2 separate regions of the Mus musculus genome follow, and region 1 is linked to region 2. The links are chromatin contacts, found by POLR2A ChIA-PET in ENCODE. All regions are on one chromosome and are shown on one strand. The core of a region is the stretch at or near the end of the contact, and the rest is flanking DNA. Distances in the headings are between cores, read along the strand shown.

What was found. ChIA-PET counts read pairs that join two places held with the same protein, here RNA polymerase II (POLR2A).
Region 1: POLR2A ChIA-PET joins it to region 2 with 14 read pairs in embryonic stem cell. The contact joins the enhancer-like site here to the promoter of Etnk2 in region 2. POLR2A ChIA-PET finds 5 or more read pairs at or near these places in 4 of 5 experiments (Patski and embryonic stem cell).

What each region holds. Positions count from the first base shown.
Region 1 is chr1:133,491,578-133,494,277 of GRCm38, reverse strand. No RefSeq gene overlaps it. Among named protein-coding and RNA genes, the nearest start is that of Sox13, 69 kb to the right of the region's middle. RefSeq lists an enhancer at 217-2,409. Within about 2 kb of position 1,387, at least 3 of the 3 ENCODE cell types and tissues checked have a DNase peak (open chromatin) inside an H3K27ac peak, as active enhancers do.
Region 2 is chr1:133,362,072-133,364,886 of GRCm38, reverse strand. Etnk2 (ethanolamine kinase 2) reads right to left here and starts at 1,315. Exons shown (of 8, transcript NM_175443.5): 1 at 869-1,315. The coding sequence starts at 1,123.

The sequences.
Region 1 (2,700 bases), core at 138-2,637, 130 kb before region 2:
TCATTTCCTGGACTATGGAGTCCTAGCACTGGTCACCTGTAGTGAGCCCTATGGACAATGGGTCTGTCCCTGAGGAACTCCGGTTTCACTGATGTGTGGGCAGGGGACAAAGGGTATATGCCCAGTAGTTTCACACACAGGCCAGATTGGGCAGGGGGTGTCACACCCACATGTCTGAAGACACACACCATTTTGAGTTGTGGGGTGGGGAAGCTGATGAAGGGCCCAGAAATGGACTTAAGACCTCTGATGTGTCCCTGTATCCTTCCCATGTCCCCCTGCTTTAGGGTTTCCTGTATAAACTTTTGTATACGGCTCTCCTGGAAGTGCCAAGGGAGAGTCCAGCCACCATGCCCTCCCTGGTTCGACTGGGACTCTTACTGGCCACCAAGGTTACAACCCAGATTCCACTCCACCCCTGCCTTCAAAGTAGGCACGGGTACTTCGGGCTTCTTTTTTGCTGGAGTCTAAGAATCCTGCCAGTCATGGCTGGCGAAGTGAGGTAGGCACAGGACAAAGCAGGAATCAAAAGCAGTCTGGGATTTGAGAGGACCTGGCTGTCCTCTGGGCCTCTCCTAGTAGCTTCCCCTAACCCCAGACTGCACCCTCCCCTTCCTGTTCCCCTTCCTCCCCGAGCTCTGAGCAGCCAAGCTTAGCTTCCAGTCAGACTTTCCGGAAATCCCCTACCCAATTTCCATCTCCTGAAACAAAGACTCTCCAGAGGCTTTGCCCATTGTCCTTGGGACAGGAACAATGAAAGGGCGGAGTCGCCTCCGGCTGCGGGGCTGGCTCTAGTCCTGGCTGGTCTCCTGTTAAAGCATTGGCCAGAGCGCAGGGTCCCACACTTAGGGGCACAGCCTGCAGCCTTTCTTCTTCTAGCTGAACCTCTGAGTCTCAGGGCTGTAGCTGGACACCTGCCGTGCCTCCCGCAGGCTTAAAGTGGCCCCCGCTGCCTACTAAATCCCCTTCGTCCCAGGGGCTATTCTGCTCTTGCCCACCCCCAACTCAACGTCCAGTCCAGCTCCTCTGACCCTGGGGGGACCCGGCCCCTTCCCTACGGCTCGCCTTGCGGGGTCGGGTCACAGGAGGCCGGAGGATTCCAATGTGCAAATAAACACAAGTGGCTTTGATCAGGGCGACTGGCACAAGAAAAACGAGCGCCCTGGTCGCCAGAAAGGGGCGCTTGAAAGCGGGCTGAGGAAGAGCGCGGGGGAGCTCTATTCCTTTCGCTGCTCTGAAAACCTATTTTGTTTGAAAAAGAAAATAGGCGATCCTGGGAGAGGGCCCCCGCCAGGCATTTCAGACTTTCCCTGGAACCGAATATCCCATGAGTGGTTCTTTCTGTTCCCAGTAGGGGGTGGGCTGCCTGGACCCCACCCTCCCTGGAGGCCTCGCCTTTGGAACATCTCGGGTGCCCTAGGGAGAGACAGAGGCAGAAAGGAGCTGGGCTGGGGTGGGGTTGCAGGCTGGGAGGGGGCCGGGCCTATTGTCTCCCTGGGCACCAATCCACAGCCCCAGGCAGCTTAGAGAGGGCAGACAAAGGAGGGAATGGGAGGCACAAAGGGGCGCGGAATGAAACGGTAAGTAAAGGCAAACAAAAGTGAACCAGGGAGACAAAAGCTGGGAACAATATTCCCCAGGCAATAGGCTCTGGGAACAATAGGGACACTGACAGCCCCACAAAGACACCAGTGTCTCCAAGTAGACGTTATCTCAGGCAGTGGTTGGCAGCCCCGCTCTGGCTGCAGCTATTTTCAGTGCCGCTTTTGTGCCATGCTGAACAATATTCCTTGCATGGCTGCTGATAGAAAGATGAGAAGGTTTCTGTTTGATTCTCTCCTTCCTTCCCTCCTCCTCCCCCAGTTCCAGCCCTACCAGCTCCAAGGCACTGCAAGCCCAAGGCACTGGCCCCATCGGGGCTGTGTGCTTTGTGTGTGTGTGTGTGTGTGTGTGTGTGCTGGAGAAGACCCAGGCAGCAAGCCAAGAGGGTCTCTTGCAGCACTTCCGCCTGCCCTCCGACTGCCCAGGGCCACGGAGAGTGGAAGACAATGGAGAGTGGGAGATTAGGGCTGGGCAAGTAGAACTTGGGAAACCCAATTACCTAAAGTAGTGAACCCTTAAAGAGACCCACTTGGCATTCTTGGCCTCACTGTTGCTGGCTCTTCAGCAGAAAGGGGTCCCACCCTGCCACTCTGCTGCCTCCTCCTGTCGGTGATCCCCACCCACAGCTTCCTTCCCTTCTGTCCCTTAGCCTTGTGAGCTCCCAACCTCTCTTCCCAGCTACACCATAGCAAACCTAAGGGGTCAGCAAAGTCAACTCTAGTCTTAGGAAAGCATGGTTGTAGGATACTGGCCCCTCCTAGACCAGCCAGACTTTGCTCAAGACTGCCCAAGTCACATCCCACTGTGTTAGCCTCTCTGTGGTCAGAAACTCTGACCTGGAATTCTGACCCAGGCGCTCCTTTCTCATGGCTACTCTGCCAATGAAGAGAGTGACACAAGTCTCTTGGGATTCATTATGTATGGCTTCACTGTGGGCTTTAATGCAGCCTCACGTTACCTAACTGCTATGGATATTGTCATATTCAGGTCATTTTCTATGTGGCTCAACCCCTTTGAGGTCTCTAGCTTCCTACGACAACTTGCAACCAAACTATGGAGAAAGGCGCTGATAACAGGGTGTAGTGGGCCACACCTTTA
Region 2 (2,815 bases), core at 66-2,565:
GATTAGCATCTGGTATGCAGTGCTGGGTTTAATCTCAAATATGGCTTGATGCCTTCACTGTCTGTTCCTGACCAGGTCTTCTGAAAATGTTACCACATTCAGCCCAGATTCTCCTTAGAGCTGCCCCTTCCATACTCAGAAGGCCAATGACATGGGGCCCGAACCCTCCAAAGCAGGCTGTCAGGGGTGTAGGGCTGGGTAGGTTTTTAAGAGAATGCAGGACAGCGAGGGAGGGAGTAAGCTAGGGGCTCGCAGTGGGCAGTTCTGCCCACAGGTGTGTGTGTGGGACAAAGTATTCAGCTGAGGTGGGAAGAAAATGGAGTGGGGGTCAAAAGGGGCGTTGCTCAGAGCTAGCCTGAGGCCACGTGAAGAAGGTCTCAGGGCTTAGCTGGAATTCTGAATTGCACAGGGCTGGCTCCTGGGGCCACAAGGAATGCTCAGATCCCCGAGGCTTGGATCTCAAGTTAGGGCGAAGGAACAGCATGGGTGTAGGGGGAGGTTTCCTTAAAAGTTCGTGCTTCCTCGGGTTGTCAGAGTGGCTGGGTAGCACTTCTGAGCAACTAGGGGACAAGCACGCAGCGACAGGGGGTGGGGCTGCACGCGCAGCACGCTGACAGTGGGCAGGTGGACCTCCGGCGGCAGGAGCAGGCGAATGGGGAGGGTCCAGGGAAGCGTGAGCCCAGCTTTGCATAGGGATCAAAGAGAAATGGAGAGTTACACACATATTCAAACCACGGTCCAAAACATCTCCTGCGCAACAGCCGCAAAACCCTGGAACCCGCACTTGGAGGATGCACTGACGGGCGTCCACGCAGCCCCTCTGCAGCCCGGCAGCGCCCCATCCCCGGCCTCACGCCCTCTCGGCTACCTTGGTCCGAACTTGTTCGGGCTTCCAGTGCGGCCGCAGCTCCCGAATGAGGCGCAGGGCACCGGGGAGGATGTCGTCCTGTTCCACCGTGACGCTGAAGCATGGGACGGCGGCCCTCGGGGGCCCTGGAGGCTCCCAGCAGCCGGCGCTGGCCACCGCCTTCTCCTCCATGCTCCATGAGCACTGCGGGCAAGGCTCCTGCCTCCGCAGGTAAAAGGGCGAGCACGGCACTGGAGCTGAAGGGGGCACAGCCATTCCCAGCAGCCCCACCCCCTCGGAGCCGCCGCGCCCGCGTTAGCCCCTACGGGGGGGCCCTGAGAGAGAGTGGGAGTGGTCGAGGAGGGGCCAGGGGAAGTCCATGACTCATGAGCGAGCTGCCTGTTCCAATCTCCGGCGATGCAACCGAGCAACACAGCTGGCCGGGAATCGCCAAGGTCCGCCGCGACAGTGACATCATGGGTCGCAGTAACGCCCCTTGCCCGCCCCGCCCCCGCCTCCGGGCGAGTGCAGCCCGCCATCTCCCGTTGCTGGCTCCACCGCTACCTGGAGCTCTGGGTGGGGGATGCCCCGCCTTAATGACGCAAAGGGCGGAGCCTCCCCAGGCCCCGCCCCAGATCCCTGCTCCAGTATCCTAGTACTGGTTGACCAGTTTCCCACTGGAGCCCACAGCTAAAGAGCTCTTTTCCGGGTAGTCTAGGGTAAGGGGCTGGGGCTAAGGAGGGAAGAGCTTGTCTTTGTCCCAACCTCATCCTGGAACGTGGAGATCGGATGCTCCTATAGTGTGGGCTTCGGCTTGCCATTAAATCTCTTGGGAAAGGTTGGGCTGCGTTTCTAAGGCCTTCTAGGCATCATTCAGCACCACACACACACACACACACACACACACACACCTTCGATGGAGAACAGCATGGTGATGGTTCAGGGTGAGTGTCCCATAGGCAGACTGGACTCTGATAGAATGTTCCAGGGTACTTTTATGAGTGTACAAGCACATTGTAAGCCAGGACTTTGAGCAAGACTGAGTTTGGCTCACTAAATAATCCTTAAGCCTTCCTCCCTGTCCTGCAAGGCTGACTGGGCATAGATAGTGGTCGCACAGGTGCCCGGAGCTCAGTGTTTTGTTGAGCAAAGAGGTGATCAAAGGCCATAGTACAACCTAGGGATCTATGTGTATGTAGCATGACAAGGGGAAGGGATAAGTCCCCTGGCAGACTTACTGTACAGAGAAGACACATGGAAAGAGGCCAGGCCAGCCCTTGGAAAGCCCGTCCCTTAGTCATATATTCCCCTGGTCACTTCCAGAGTGAGACCAGTTAGCTGCCAGCTCTCTAGCATAGAGAGACCTGGGCTTGCCTTGGGACCTCATTTCTTATCACCTCATACTGCCCTACTTGAAAAATGCCTACAAAATAGATGTGTTTCTGTGTCCCCAAGGTTGTCCCTCCGACCTACTCAGGAACATCTCCACCACGAGGCCTTTTGGTTCTTGCTGCTTTGCACCCAGGTCTTCTGGTCCAGTTTCTGTGCTGGTGCCTCTTGCAGGGGCCACTAGCCTCACGTGGCTACTCAGCCCTTGAAATGTGGCCAGTGTGACATTTTGTGTAACTTTAATCTTTATACGCATACAAACAACAGCATGCAGCCACTGTACTGGACATTGTAGCAGATGGTAGGGAGGGACCACCTACTTGAGGTCATGATGTCCCAGGATGCCAGAACTGGAAAGGACATTGCCTCCAGCTCTTTCTTTTGCAATAGGCAAAGCAAACCTTGCGGCACAAGGGAACACAATCAGTGGGAGTCCAGACTCGCTTTCTCAGCTCTGTGCCAGCACCCTGAAAGCAGCTCCCGCTATACAAATATCACCTCAGAGAAGCCCTGGGTCCTTAACCTTAGGAGAGTGAAATCCTACAGATACCAAGCGCTTGGTTGGGACACTCAGTACCT